Regions from separate parts of the Homo sapiens genome. Here region 2 is linked to region 1. The links are chromatin loops, found by intact Hi-C in ENCODE. Cell type or tissue: psoas muscle. All regions are shown on one strand.

Region 1 (8,000 bases):
TGTAGAGAGAGTGTCTCAAATACCCTTCTGTCATCGAGGCTGGAGTGCAATGGTGCAATCTTGGCTCACTGCAACCTCCACCTTCCAGACTCAAGTGATTATCGTGCCTCAGCCTTCTGAGTAGCTGGGATCACAGGCGTGTGCCACCATTCCCGGCTAATTTTTGTATTTTTAGTAGAGACAGGTTTTTGCCACGTTGGCCAGTCTGGTCTCAAGCTCCTGACCTCAAGTGATCCACATGCCTTGGTTGACCAAATTGCTGGGATTACAGGCATGAGCCAATATGACCAGCTCAAACATCTTCTTTTTAAATGTCAGAAGCATGTATAGTGATTATTTCTTATTTTTTCCCCCTTGATCCATCTCACCAGATGTTTGTTGATTTTATAAGAATTTTCAAACTACCAGCTTCTGGCTTTGTTGAACTTGGATTTCTGTTTCACTAATTTTCTTTCTCCTGTCTTTGTACTTACTTTGTTGCTCTTTTTCTAAGTTTTAAAGATGGATGCCAATCTCAGGCTTCTTTTCGTGTGTGTATGTGCGTATGTCCATAAATTCTCTTCTAATTACAGTGTAAGCCGCATCCCACAAGTTTTGATAGTCACAGAACTGTATCGTCACACTATTTTTTAATTTCAGTAAGTTCTTCACTGATCCCTGTGTAATTTAGAAATGTTTCATAATTTCCCTACATTGGAGGGGAAGATAGTTTTGTTTTTATTATTAATTTCTAGCTGTATTGAGCTCTTGTCAGAGAATATGGTTTATTTTAGTCGTTTGAAATTTAAGATCTGCTTAATGGCAAAATGTATGGTCAGTTTTTGTAAATGTTGCCAGTAAGCTTGCGAATCATATGTACTCTAGTTTTGAAATCCATTGCTCAGTGGATGTTCATTAGGCCAATTTGTATAATCATGTTGTACAAATCTATTCTATTCTTAACTGTTTTTTGTTTTAAAGGTGTGGGGTCTTACTATGTTGCCCGGGCTGGACTCAAATTCCTCAGCCTCCCAAGTATCTAGAACTACAGGCACGTGCAGCTTGGTTTAAAAAAAAAAAAAAAAATCAGTGAGAAGAGGATTTGTTGATCTCCCCGTTAGGATTATGGGTTTGTCTGTTCCTCCTTCTCAGCTTATGCTGTATATATTTTGGGGCTGTGTTATTAGGTGCATCCAAGTGTATAGTTGTTATAGTTACCATGTGAGCTCAACCTTGGATCTTTACATAGAGATTCTCTGTATTTAGTAATGTTTTGTTCTTAAAATCTGCTTCCATCTAACATTAATATAAATGTACCAGCTTTATTTTATATGTATGTTTCTTGGACTTTGTCTTTATGTATTACAAGAAATTGTGATAAAGACCTCATTTAACTGGATTGTGAAAGGACTAGGCCATTCTGGGTCATTTACTTTTCTGAAAAATATTTTTATTTTCTTGGTATTTAAAAAAAGGTTTATAAGACATTCTAATTTATCTTAGTTTTCTTCCTTCATTTATTTAGGGGTCTGGTATCTTAGGGATATCATTCTGAAAATTAAACTTTTCTACATAGGACCATAGATACAGGGTGACTAGATGACTGGGCTGGATGTGTTCCACAGTGTATCAGTCAGGGTTCTCCAGAGAAACAGAACCAAGAGGGTATATAGACACATACATGCACACACACCAGGAGAGCCAGTGATGTAAGCCCTGAGACTCAAGACCCAGGAAGAGCTGATGTTTCAGCCAGAGTCTGAAGGCTGGAAAAGACCAATCTTCCAGCTCAAACAGGCAGGAGTTCCCCTTACTCAGCATTTTTGTTCTGCTTTGGTTTTCAGTTGATTGGATGAGACCCACTCAGCAGTAGGGAGGGCCCTCGCCTCACTCAGTACAATTCAGATGTTAGTCTTATGTAGAAACATCCTCACAGACACACCTGGAATCATGAGGGACTAACTGTCCAGGTGCCCCATGGCCCAGTCAAGTTGACACATAAGGTTAACCTTATGCATGGCATCTGCTACAACTTGTGTTTCTGAATGAAATTCTACAACCAGTTCACTGGTTTTGTAATGTGTCTTTTTATTTTTAATTTTTTTTTTTTTTTTTGAGACGGAGTCTCACTCTGTTGCCCAGGCTGGGGCACGCAATCTCGGCTCACTGCAAGCTCCACCTCCCGGGTTCACGCCATTCTCCTGCCTCAGCCTCCCAAGTAGCTGGGACTACAGGTGCCCACCACCACGCCCGCCTAATTTTTTGTATTTTTAGTAGAGGCAGGGTTTCACTGTGTTAGCCAGGATGGTCTCAATCTCCTGACCTTGTGATCCGCCCACCTCAGCCTCCCAAAATGCTAGGATTACAGGTGTGAGCCACCATGCCCGGCTTTTTTTTTTTTGACAGACTCTTGCTCTGTTGCCCAGGCTGGAGTACAGTGGCGCCATCTTGGCTCACCAGAATCTCTGCCTCCCAAGTTCAAGCAATTCTCCTGCCTCACCTTCCCCAGTAGCTGGGATTACAGGAGTGCACCACCATGCCTGGCTAATTTTTGTATTTTCAGTAGAGATGGGGTTTCGCCATGTTGGACAGGCTGATCTCGAACTCCTGACCTCAAGTGATCCACCCGCCCTAGCCTCCCAGAGTGCTGGGATTACAGACGTGAGCCACCGTGCCCAGCCAATTTTTAATTTTTTTAAGAAATGAAATCTTGCTCTGTTGCTCAGGCTGGAGTGGAGTAGTGCCATCTTTGTTCACTGCAGCCTTGAACCCCTGGGCTCAAGTGATCCTCCTGCCTCAGCCTCCCGAGTAGCTGGAACCACAGGCGTGAGCCACTATACCCGGCCCTATTCCTCTGAAAAGCTTAGTAAACAGCAGTTCTTTATACCAGGGAAGAGGAAGAGACATTTTAATGATGTGATAGTTTATTCAGTGAAGAGTACAGAAATGAGTTAGGGCCCCTGCTCTCTAAGAATTACAGACCTTACAAGGTAGGCCTGGGCCGGGCGTGGTGGTGGCGCCTGGATTCCCAGCACTGTGGGAGCATGAGGCAGGAGAATCGCTGGACCTGGGAAGGCGGAGGTTGCAGTGAGCCGAGATCCTGCCATTGCACTCCAGCCCGGGCGACGACAACAGCGAGACTCTGTCTCAAAAAAAAAAAAAAAAAAAGGCCCAGGGGAGCTCGTTCCCACCTTCCACCAGCAAAAGGCACCTTCCATGAAGCTGGAAGGGGCCCCCACCAGGCGGGGAATCCACCAGCGCCTTAATTGATCTTGGATTCCCACCTCCAGAACCGTGAGAAGTAAATTTCTGTTGTGTGTAAGCCAAGCATTTTCTTTTTTCTTTCTTTCTTTTCTTTTTCTTTCTTTCTTTCTTTTTTTTTTTTGAGATGGAGTTTCGCTCTTGTTGCCCAGGTTGGAGTGCAATGGTGCGATCTCAGCTCACGCAACCTCCGCCTCCTGGGTTCAAGCGATTCCCCTGCCTCAGCCTCCCAAGTAGCTGGGATTACAGGAATGCGCTACCACGCCCGGCTAATTTTGTATTTTTAGTAGAGACAGGGTTTCCCCATGTGGGTCAGTCTGGTCCCCAACTCCTGACCTCGTGAGCCGCCCGCCTCTGCCGGCCGAAGTGCGGGGTCTACAGACATGAGCTACCGCGCCCGGGAAAGCCAAGCGTTTTCCTACAAGAAGCCCCAGTAGAGCGAGCCAGGCTTCAACATGCGCGTTCTGGAGAGAAAACATTGACTCCACAACAGTGGTCCTTTTTGTTTTAAATTAACATCCCCGACTTTTTTTATCCTTACCATTTTTATAAAATGCCGCGCGCTTGCCTCTTGGCAGGCGTAGGGTTTCCCTGGGGCTGCTGTGGAGAGGCCGCACTGGCTGGAAACAGCCGGGCTGTGCGGCTGCCAGAGGCAGCGTGTGCGCAGCGCTTCCTGCAGCCACGTAGCATCTTCTGCCGCATCGCGCACTCAGCTCGGGCGGGCGTCGGGAGTGAGGGCCCGGGGCGCAGGGTCAGCGGCCGGGGCGACACCCTCCCTGGTTGCCCAAGGAACAGAAGGGGCTGGGCCACGCGGGGGGTTCTTGACTCCTGAGGGCAGCTGGGTGTCCTGCAGGGCAGATGCAGAGGGGCTTGGCAGCAGGCAGGCTCCCCTGGCACGACCTCTGATCTCTGCCCTTCGAGCCAACTTCCCTCAGGGCAGGAAGCCCATGAGGACAGTGAGGGAAGCGCTGGAAGGTCCTCCCACTCAGAGGCCACCAGGAGGCGGCGCTCGCGGGGACGTGATGGCCGCAGCCCTCGTAGGACGGGTCTCTGGCGCCTGACGCAGGGAGTGGGTGTCAGGAAGGCCTGGGGCTGGGGTTTCAGCCCCGGCGTCTGGACAGGGCAGGGCGCTGTTGTTCACCCCCAGCGCCAGCCAGCCCAGCTGTCTCACACTGTGAGCAGCCCAGTGGGCGCATGGCAGAGGCACAGGCACGCCATGGCCTGGCTCTCTGCGTTTCCTCGTGGGAGGGGGTTTATGTGGCCGAAGCAGGCCCTGGTGTGGATGGATCTGGCCTCCCAGGTATTGAGGGAGCACGGGGTGCGCCTGCTTCCTCCACGCACGTCGCCCATGGCCTCCCCAAGGCCCTGGCCTCACTCCAGATCCCGGGGCCACCTCCAGGCTCCACGAGCGCCAACTCCCAGCGCCGTCCAGACCCAGAGGCAGCCGTCCCTGCCTAGATGGTGACTAGGCACCAGCTCAGCTGTCACGGGTGCTGCCCCAGGTCCCAGGCCCCACCCCCTGCTGCCCAGGCACACACCCCCGCGGCAGGTGACTCCACCCTGCTCCTGCGCTCTGCTGTGCCGGGCACCTGCCTGCTCTACGCCCCTCATCCCCAGGATTTCCCACCCGCAGGCTTTCTGCGGGAGCAGTGGTGGCCCCGGCTTCTCACCCTTCAGGTTTTCTTGCATCTGCGCACCGGTGGAAGAGTAGGCCCAGTGGACTGGGTGCTGCTGGGAGGTGGGAGGCTGCTGGGAGGGCACCGGATGCCGGGGCCTTGCAACCTGGCAGAGGCTGTGCTGCTCAGGGAAGCAAGGTGGCCCTGGGGTGAGGCGGGGGGCTCAGAGGAAGGGGAGCCCTCAGGAGGAAGTGTTGGGGGCAACTGCCAGAGAGCCCGGCCACTGCCCAGTGCCCATCCGGAAGCTCAGCAGGGAGTGGGCTTGGAAGTGGGCAGGGGCATGGTGGCGCCGGCAGCATCCTATTTTGCAGATGAAGGGCGCCCTAATGGAGATCATCCAGCTCGCCAGCCTCGACTCGGACCCCTGGGTGCTCATGGTCGCCGACATCTTGAAGTCCTTTCCGGACACAGGCTCGCTTAACCTGGAGCTGGAGGAGCAGAATCCCAACGTTCAGGATATTTTGGGAGAACTTAGAGAAAAGGGTATGTTGTGCTGCTTTAATTCATGTTGGGTGGAGGGAAATGGATCTTTCTTGAAAAATTTTTTTCTGAAATGAATTTGATTTTTAGACCTTTACGTTTTTCCGTGTGTCCTGGTCCCTAGAATATTAACTGTATATGCACCATCCTCCCCCGTAAGCTGCTGCCTGGCTTTTGCCATCTTTGAAAACAAACTCCAAACAGCCCACAGGCCCCATCCTCACTGCTGCGGTGTCAGTGGGAGGCTGTGTCACGCCACTCGCCGTCTCTCTCTGGTCGGCTCCGTGAGGGTAGGGGCTCTGCCCATTCAGGTGGTATCTGTAGATCCTAGGTTCTAGGGCCCAGAGCATTCCCTGGCCCAGAGTACATGCTCAGAAATGCATGTTGAAAATATCAACGATTTAGTTGTTTAAATGTGAACTGAAAGTCACTTAGAAAATATTCACAAGGCTGGGCTCCGTGGCTCACTCCTGTAACCCCAGCACTTTGGGAGGCTGAGATGGCCAGATTGCTTGAGCCCAGGAGTTCGAGACCAGCCTGGGAAACATAGCAAGAACCCATTTGTACAAAAAATAAAAATTAGGTGGGCGTGATGGCACATGCCTGTCCTCCCAGGTACTTGGGAGGCTGAGTCAGGAGGATCACTTGAGCCTGGGAGGCCAAGGCTGCAGTGAGCCATGATCGCGCCACTGCACTCCAGCCTGGGTAACAGGGTGAGAATGTATCTCTTAAAAGAAACAACTATTTGTAGATGGATTTGAAGAACATGTCTTGATGGGATGCTTGATGCTTGTGCTTTTCTGAGTTTCTCTCCTGCTTTGGACAATTGGAACTGGCTCCTCAGAGCCCAAACGTTGTGCCCCAGCTCCTTCAAGGGCAGCACCCAGAGAGACAGGGTTGTGGGATGGAGACATCGAGGCTGCACACTCCTGCAGGGGCCCTGCTGGCCACCCCCCTGCAAGTGGCACCTCTCCCCACCTGTGAGGTCACACACACCACACAGATGCCTCTGGAGCAGTGGTCTGGACAGGTCCACCCCACCCCACCCGTTCGTGTCTCAGGAGTGTCCCGCGGGCAGGAAGGCTGAGGCCGGTGAACTCTCATGTGCCTGCCTGTGCTTTTTCTCCAGGTGGGGCACGTAGCCAGTTCAGGTGGGAGGTCGCCTGTCCCTCGTGGGGCAGTTTCTGGGATCTGAACCGTGGGTGAGCACACAGGCTGAGGAAATGGATGTGGGCAGTTTGGATGAGGGCCAGGGTTCCAGGAGAGACCACCAGCCTGGCTACCCTCGGGGACGGGAAGAGAGAAGCCACAGATCGGGGGTCCTTCTTACGTGGGGGTGGGATCTGTTAACATTTCATGTTCTACAAGTGTCTGGAGCCCTCCAGGAATCACTGTATCTATGTCCGCCTGTGGTTCTTGGTGTCCGCGGTGCCAGAGGTTTCCAGTTTACAGCCCTCTCAAGGCATGCCCGCCTCTCAGGCATTCCTGTTCTGCAAATGCTCCTGGGTGTTCTGCTGGAGCCGTGGGGAGTCAGTCTCGAGGACCTCAGGGGACAGCCGAAGCTCCCATGACCTAACCCTAACTGAGGAGGGTGTGGGGCTGGGCAGCCGCCAGCTCCTCTCAGCCGGGAGGTCTGCGGCCTGGGCGCCCCTAACTTCATGTGGTTCTTACCGGCAGTGGGTGAGTGTGAAGCGTCTGCCATGCTGCCACTGGAGTGCCAGTACTTGAACAAAAACGCCCTGACGACCCTCGCGGGACCCCTCACTCCCCCGGTGAAGCATTTTCAGTTAAAGCGGAAACCCAAGAGCGCCACGCTGCGGGCGGAGCTGCTGCAGAAGTGTGAGTGGCCGCGGCCGCCATCGGGCATTGTCTTTGTAGTTTCCAGTCATAGGTTTCTTAGGTTCTAAGGTACCAAGACTGCCCCTTCAAGGTGGCGTTCTGGGCCAGGCATGGTGGCTCACACCTGTTGGGAGGCTGGGGCAGGTGGGTCGTTTGAGCCCAGGAGTTTGAGACCAGCCAAGAAACCCCATCTCTACCAAAAGTACCAAAACATTAGCCGGGCATGGTGGTGCGTGCCTGTGCTCCCAGCTACTCGGAAGGCTGAGGTAGGAGGATCACCTGAGCCCACGAGGTTGAGGCTGCAGTGAGCTGTGATCACACCACTACACTCCAGCCTGGGAGAGAGTGAGACCCTGTCTCAAGAAAAAGAAGATAAAGTTCTGCATAAAGTTTTTTGTTAGAAGTTTATCACTATATTAAACTTTATGTTCTGAAAACATGCTTTAAAAACTTCAGAATTTAGGCTGGGCATGGTGGCTCACACCTGTAAACCCAGCACTTTGGGAGGCTGAGGCCAGCAGATCACCTGAGGTCAGGAGATCGAGACCAGCCTGGCCCACATGGTGAAACCCCGTCTCTACTAAAAATACAAAAATTAGCTGGCTGTGGTGGTGCATGCCTGTAATCCCAGTTGCTTGGGAGGCTGAGGCAAGAGAATCACTTGAACCTGGGAGGCGGAGGTTGCAGTGAGCCAAGATTGCCCCACTGCACTCCAGCCTGGGCAACAAGAGCGAAACAACATCTCAAAAAAAAAAAAAAAACCCA
Region 2 (8,000 bases), 190 kb before region 1:
CCTTACCCTTCCTGACCTCTGGTAACCACCAATCTACTCTACCTTCATGAGATCTGCTTTCTCAGCTCCTACATATGAGCGATATTTATCTTTCTGTGCTTGGCTTATTTCACTTAACATGGTGATCTCCAGCTCCATCCATGTTGCTGCAAATGACAGGATTTCATTCTTTTTTATGGCTGAATAGTAATACCACATTTTCTTTATTTATCTGTTGATGGACACTCAGGTTAATTCCTTATTTTGGCTATTGTGAATAGTACTGCAGTAACATGGGAATGCAGATATCGCTCTGATATGTTGATTCTTTTGAATATATACCCAGGAGTGGGATTGCTGGATCATATGGTAGTTCTATTTCGTTTTTTGAGGAACCTACGTACTGTTTTCCATAGTGGCTGTACTAATTTACTTTCCTACCAATAGTGTATGAGGGTTCCCCTTTCTCCATATCCTCACCAGTATCTGTTATTCCCTATCTTTTTGATGAAAGTCGTTTTAAATTGGGGTGAGATGATATCTCATTGTGATTTTCCTTGCATTTTTCTTATGATTAGTGATGTTGAACATTTTTAAATATTCTTGTTGGCCTTTTGTATATCTTCTTTTCAGAAATGTCTATTCAAATCATTTGCCTATTTTTAAATCATGTTTTCCCCCTATTGAGCTGTTTGAGTTCCTTTTATATCCTGGTTGTTAATCCACTATCAGATGGATAGTTTGCAAATATTTTCTTCCATTCTGTGAGTTGTCTGTTCACTCTATTGTTTCCTTTGCTGTACAGCTTTTGCTTGATGTAATTTCATTTGTCTGTTTTTGCTTTTGTTGCCTATACTTTTGAAGTTGTAGTAAAAAAAAAAAAATCATTGCCCAGACAAATGCACTGGAGCATTTTCCCAATGTTTTCTTCCAGATGTTTCATAGTTTCAGGTCTTAGATTTAAGTCCTTAATCCATTTTGATTTGATTTTTGTATATGGTGAGAGATAGGAGTCTAGTTTCATTCTTCTGCATGTGATTTTCCCAGCACTTTTCCCCAATATATATTCTTGGAGCCTGTCAAAAATGAATTGGCTGTAAATGTGTTGATTTATTTCTGGGGTCTCTATTCTGTTCCATTGGTCTGCGTGTCGGTTTTATGTCAGTACCATGCTGTCTTGGTTACTATAGCTTTGTAGTATAATTTGAAGTCAGGTAGTGTGGGTGATTCCTCCAGCTTTGTTGTTTTTGCTCATGATTGCTTTGGCTATTCAGGGTGTTTGGTTCCATACAGATTTTAGGCATTTTTGTCCTATTTCTTTTTTTTTTTTTTTTTTTGAGATGGAGTCTTGCTCTGTTGCCAGGCTGGATTGCAGTGGCGTGATCTCAGCTCACTGCAACCTCTACCTCCTGGGTTCAAGTGATTCTTGTGCCTCAGACTCTGAAGTAGCTGGGACTATAGGCACTCGCCACCACACCTAATTTTTGTATTTTTAGTAGAGACGGGGTTTCACCATGTTGGCCAGGATGGTCTTGATCTCCTGACCTCGTGATCCACCCGCCTTGGTCTCCTAAAGTGCTGGGATTACAGGCGTGAGCCACCGCGCCTGGCCTTTTTGTCCTATTTCTGTGAAGAATGTCATTGGTTGGTATTTTGATAGAGATTGCATTGACTCTTTGATTGCTTCATGTAACATTGATTTTTTTTCTTTTTTTTTTGTTTGAGATGGAGTCTCTCTCTGTCGCCCAGGCTGGAGTGCAGTGGCACAATCTTGGCTTACTGCAAGCTCTGCCTCCTGGGTTCACGCCATTCTCCTGCCTCAGCCTCCCAAGTAGCTGGGACTACAGGCGCCCGCCACCATGCCTGGCTAATTTTTTGTATTTTTGGTAGAGACGGGGTTTCACCATGTTAGCCAGGATGGTCTCGTTCTCCTGACCTCGTGATCCACCCACCTCAGCCTCCCAAAGTGCTGGGATTACAGGCGTGAGCCACTGTGCCTGGCCGGTAACATTGATATTTTAACAATATTAATTCTTGCATTTCCTCACTTTTATTCTATGTAAGTCTGTATAAGTAAAGTGGGTTTCTAGTAAGCAGGAAATAGTTGTGTCTTATTTCCTTATCCATTCAGCTATTCTATGTCTTTTAATTGAAGAATTTAGTCCATTTACATTCAATGTTATTGGTAGGTGAGGACTTATTACTACCATTTTGTTACTTGTGGTTAAGTGATTTTCTCTGGTAGTATCTTTTAATTTGTAGCTTTTTGTGTGTGTGTGTATTTATTATAGGTTTTTGCTTTGTGGTTACAAAAACCAGTAATAAATACACTAAAAATAAAAAGGAGCCTTACAAAAAAAATCTTATAGTTATAACAAGTTGTTTTAAACAGATGACAACTTATCTTTATTTACAAAGAAAAGAATAGAAACAAACAAATAAAGGAAAAACTAAAAAATCTTTACACTTTAATTCCACCCCCTACACACATTTTGACTTTTTGTTGCCTCGATTTATGTGTTTTTATATGGCCCATCTCTTAACACGTTACCATAGCTATTACTGTTTTTTATAGATTTATCTTTTAATCTTCACACTGGAGTTATGGTGGATTGCATACCACAATTTCAGTGTTAGAGTATGCTGAGTTTGTCTGTGTATTTACTTTTACCAGTGGGTTTCAATCCTTCAAATGTTTTCTTTTTGTATGTTCGTGGTTTTTTTTTGTTTTGTTTTGTTTTTTTGTTTTTTGTTTTTTTTGAGATGGAGTCTCCTTCTGTTGCCCAGGCTGGAGTGCAGTGGCGCAATCTCGGCTCACTGCAAGCTCCGCCTCCCAGGTTCACGCCATTCTCCTGCCTCAGCCTCCCGAGTAGCTGGGACTACAGGCGCCCGCCACCAGGCCCGGCTAATTTTTTTGTATTTTTAGTAGAGATGGGGTTTCACTGTGTTAGCCAGGATGGTCTTGATCTCCTGACCTCGTGATCTGCCCACCTCGGCCTCCCAAAGTGCTGGGATTACAGGCGTGAGCCACTGCGCCCGGCCCGTGTTTTTTTCTTTCAGATTGAAGAACTCCTTTTAGCATATCTTGGAAGATGGGTCTGGTGGTGATGAATTTCCTCAGTTTTTGTTTGTCTGGGGCTTTATCTCTTTTTCACGTGTGAAGGATAGCTTTGCTGGGCACAGAATTCTTGGGTGACAGTTGTCTTTTGTTTTGTTTTCCTTTTTATTGGGGAGGGGTTGGCAGGGAGATGGGGTCTCACTCTGTCACCCAGGCTGGAATGCAGTGGTGTGATCATAGCTCACTGTAACCTCAAATTCCTGGGCTGAAGTGATCCTCCTGCATCAGCCTTCCAAGTAGTCGGGACTATAGGTGTGTTCTACCACACCCAGATAATTTTTTTATTTTTATTTTGTAGAGACAGGGGTCTCACTATGTTGTCCTGGCTGCTGTTGAACTCCTAGCCTGAAGCAATCCTCCTGCCTTGGGCTCCCAAAGTGTTGGGATTACAGGTGTCAGCCACCAAGCCTGGCAGTTGTCTTTTCTTTCAGCACTTTGAATAGGTTATCCCACTCCCTCCTTCTGTTGAGAAACCTGTTGCCAGATGAATTGGAGCTCCTTTATATGTTATTTGTTCTTTTCTCTTGCTGTTTTTGGGGTCCTTTCTTTGTCCTTGACCTTTGGGGGCTTGTTTATTATATGTGTAGTGTAATATAGGGTAGTTATATTTGGGTGATTATAGGGTAGTTTTATTTGGGTTTAATCTGTTTGATCTCTGGCCTTCCTCTACCTGGATATTTATATCTTTCTCAAGATTTGGGCCAGGCGCAGTGGCTCATGCCTGTAATCCCAGCACTTTGGGAGACTGAGGCGGGTGGATCACTTGAGGTCAGGAGTTCGAGACCAGCCTGGCCAACATGGTGAAACCCTGTCTCTACTAAAAATTCAAAAGTGAGCCGGGCATGGTGGCACATACCTGTAATCCCAGATACTCGGGAGGCTGAGACAGGAGAATCACTTTAACCCAAGAGGCAGAGGTTGCAATGAGCCAAGATCAAACCATTGCACTTCCGCCTGAGCAACAGAGCAAGACTCCATCTAAACAAACAAACAAACAAAACAAACAAACAAAAAATTTGGGAAGTTTTCTGTTATTATTTTTTGAATAAGCTTTCTATTCCTTGCTCTTGCTCTGCTTCATCTTGAACACCACTAATTCTTAGATTTGCTCTTTTGAGGCAATTTTCTATATCTTATAGGTGTCCTTCTTTTCTCTTCTCTCTTTTCTTTTTACTCCTCTGTGTCTTTTCCAGTAGTCTATCTTCAGACCCACTGATTGTTTTCTCTGCTTGATCCATTCTGCTGTTGAGAGCCTCTATTGAATTTTTCAGTTCAGCAAATATATTTCTCAGTTCCAGGATTTCTGTTTGATTTTTTAAATTAAGTCAACCTCTGTTAAATTTTTCTGATTAATTTCTGGGTTTTTCTGTGTTATTTTAGAGATCACTGAGTTTCCTTAAAACTGCAATTTTGAATTCTTGATCAAAGAGCTTCACTGTCGCCATCCTGTTAAGGTCAGTCACTGGCTCCTTGCTTTGTCTGGTTTGAGAATGTCATGGTTCCCCACTTGCTATTATTTCTTGTGAATGTACGTCTATTTCTTTGCATTGAAGGATTCGTTTTTTTGTTCCAATCTTCTCTGTCTGGTTTGTTTTGGTTTTTTATTAGGTATGTTTGCTCAGAGATTTTTGGTCAATATACCTGTTAAATATCTTTTTGTTTTTGCTAGGTCCTTGCTTCCTTTTCAGCACTAGGTGGCACCTTAAGCCCAGGTGTGCCTCGGCTCTAGCAAACTTCAGAGCGCTCCCCATCCCTGATGAGGAAAGTCCCTAAGGGAATACCTCGCAGTATGGGAAGGCTAGCCGGGAGTTCATGCCCAGGGGACCTGTAGGATGTACCTCCTACAACATGGTCCTACTGACCAGCCTTTCTGATTTGGTGTCTCCTCTGTCTATGGTACAGAGCCGAGTGTCTGCTAGTCTCTACCACTGCCCATTTCTGGCTGTCCTCAGGGATATTTCTCCCTTCAGACACTCATGATGCTTCCTGTGGATTGTGGCAGGGACGGGTCTCCTGCCAGGGGGCCCAAGATGATGGGAAAGTTGATTGTCCACCTCAGTCTCACTTTTTTCAGTTTAGTAACTGAATTGGGAGAAGTTTTTCTACATGTTTGGTGACTGGCAGATTGGGGAAGGGACATAAAGTCTGATTCTCTTACTGTCTGCATGGAGTTTTTTCACTTCTGTGTGGCCTTGGAAACTGTGTCATCCTTATATTTGGGTTCTGGGATATTGCTGGTGATAATCTTGGTGCTGTATATTGGTTTTTGCTTTTTCTGTGAAGGAGAGTGAAGCCGGCTTTCTTGTGTTCTACCATTTTGGTAACATCACTCTATTACCAATAATCTCTTTTTATTATTAGCTGTCTAGTCAGTGTTTGCACTTCCCTAGTTGTTCTATAACTGTTTTTGTTTATTTGTTTTGTTTTTTTACAGTTTGTTTTAACTGGGGCCCAAAGCCCGTAACTTGTATTTCTTTTTGTTTATTTGTTTGTTTTTGAGATGGAGTCTCGCTCTGTCACTCAGGCTAGAGTGCAATGGTGCAATCTTGGCTCACTGCAACCTCTGCCTCCTGGGTTCAAGCAATTCTCCTGACTCAGCCTCTTGAGTAGCTGGGATTACAGGCACGTGCCACCATGCCTGGCTAATTTTTTATATTTTTGGTAGAGAGGGGTTTCACCATGTTGGCCAGGCTGGTCTCGAACTCCTGACCTCAAGTAATCTGCCTGCCTCGGCCTCCCAAAGTGCTGGGATTACAGGCATGGGCCACCGCGCCCAGCCAGGTGTGCTTGTATTTGTTAAGCCTCTTTTCATCTATATGTTCTCCCTTCCTCTGTCTTACACTCTTGCAGTTGTTTTGGTGTTCAAGAAACCAGATTGTTTGTCCTGTAGAATTTCTCACAGTCTGGATTTTACTGAGCACATCTCTTTCTTCTCATTTAATATGTTATCTCTCTTCTATTTCCTGTAAATTGGCAATTAGATCCAGATGCCTGATCAGATTCAGGTTAGATTTGGGAGAGAAAGACTACATAAGTGTTGTATACGTTTGTCAGGAGGTATATAATGTTTGGATGTTTATCTTTTTTTGTGATGTTAGAAGCTACTGCTTGTCATTGTCTAGGTTCCTTAATTGCAACATGGTGATATTTAAGATCTATTATGCTTTCTTCATTTATTAGCTATAACACTTACATAAAGAGAAATCCCCTTTTATCATCTATTTGGTTACCCTAAGTACACTTCATATAGAAAAGCCAAGATAAAATTTGATTATTTTCCTTTATTTACCCGTTTTCAAAATAATGAATTGTTTCATAGAATCACCAAAAGGTGATCAAAAAAAGCCTTTTTCATTTTAGTATCATTATGAGCATATGGATTTAAATATATTTGATATGTTTTGACACATTGCACATGATCTTTGATGAGTTAGGTGAGCCTTTGTCATACAAACCTAGTAATCTGGGCATCTTCTTTGATTTGTGGTATGGTAGGATGTTTCCAGGTCATCTTGTGCATTTCCTGCTCTAGACCTGAAATTAGCCATTTCTTCAAGGAGCCCTGTTACATTAGTGAAAATGGCATTTAGAGACCAGAATCTGGTCACTGGATATGTACCTCACTATTAGGTTGACTTTTGTTACCAGGCTAAGATGTTTGTATTTTTTTTTAAGATAAAATATACTGTGAGTTCATACTGATATTTCTAATTCATGTTCAGGATGACAGGGTTTTTACTTAACCTTATTGATCTCCTTTAAAACATACTGAAGAATCCTTTGTACTTGGAGGTCAGTTTGGCTGTATATAAGATCACTGGTTTACATCTTTCTTTGTATTTCTAAAATATGCTATACTATTGTTTTTTGGCATAAAGTGGTGCTTTCAGAAAGTGTGGTGAAAATCTGATTCTCTTTCCCTAATTAGTGACTTGGTCTTTTTGTCTGAATGTCCAAAGGTTTTTGTTTGTTTTGTTTTCCTTTTTTTTTTTAAAGTCTAGTGTTTTACTAGACTGTGTCTTGGTGTTGGCTGTTTTGGGTCAATTTTGCAAGATATGTATGTACCCTTAAAAAAAAAAAAAAAACTTTGGCTGGGCACGGTGGCTCACGTCTGTAATCCCAGCACTTTGGGAGGCGGAGACGAGTGGATCACCTGAGGTCAGGAGTTCAAGACCAGCCTGGCCAACATGGTGAAACTCCATCTCTACTAAAAATATGAAAATTAGCCGGGCATGATGGCGTGCGCCTGTAGTTCCAGCTACTCAGGAGGCTGAGGCAGAAGAATCACCTGAACCTGGCAGGCAGAGATTGCAGTGAGCAGAGATCTCGCAAGACTCTGTCTCAAAAAAAAAAAGAAAAAAAGAACACCTTGTAAATAGCTTTCTGGTATAGCTTTAAAAAATAGCGGTTTTATTAAGATATAATTTCATACCATAAAATTCACTCTTTAACTGTACAATTCAGGGGTTTTTCAAGTAATCACAGAATTGTGCATCTATCACCACTACATAATATCAGAACATTTTTGTCACCCCAAAAAAAAACCCTGTACTCCTTAGCAGCCACTCCCCATCCCCCCTTTCTCAGACTCTGGCAAGCACTAATCTGTGGTTTTTTGTCTCTGGAGTTGTGTATTCTGAATATTTAACATGAATAGAATTGCACAATATGCAACCTTTTGTCACTAGCTTATTTCATTTAGCCTGATGTAGCTTTTTGTTGTTGTTGGTTTTTAACCTAGTGTTTTAAAGGTTCATTCAAGTTGTGGCATGTATCAGTACTTTATTCCTTTTTATGGCTGAATAATATTCATATTTTGTTCATTCATCAGTTGATGAACATTTGAGTTGTTTTCACTTTTAGCTGTTATGATTAATGCTTCTATGAACTTTGGTGTAAAGGT

The links. Hi-C counts contacts between places; a loop is a spot of excess contacts. Peaks named below come from ENCODE experiments on the same cell type or tissue, not always from the same donor. Only the 100,000 strongest peaks of a DNase experiment are listed, where the experiment ranks them.
Region 2: it touches region 1 in a loop (2.7-fold over the local background); 7 of 110 quality-filtered maps call a loop at or near these places.

The regions. Positions count from the first base shown.
Region 1 is chr4:1,988,943-1,996,942 of GRCh38, reverse strand. It overlaps NELFA (negative elongation factor complex member A), which reads left to right. Exons shown (of 11, transcript NM_005663.5): 2 at 5,228-5,399; 3 at 7,074-7,235. Among named protein-coding and RNA genes, the nearest start is that of MIR943, 6.5 kb to the right of the region's middle. RefSeq lists an enhancer at 4,296-5,135. In psoas muscle, no CTCF peak of the experiment used is centred here; DNase peaks (open chromatin) are centred at 4,252 and 4,662.
Region 2 is chr4:2,183,340-2,191,339 of GRCh38, reverse strand. The region is part of intron 7 of POLN (DNA polymerase nu); the gene reads left to right. Among named protein-coding and RNA genes, the nearest start is that of HAUS3, 55 kb to the left of the region's middle. RefSeq lists a silencer at 4,737-4,909. In psoas muscle, a CTCF peak has its summit at 4,796 (motif pointing right); no DNase peak of the experiment used is centred here.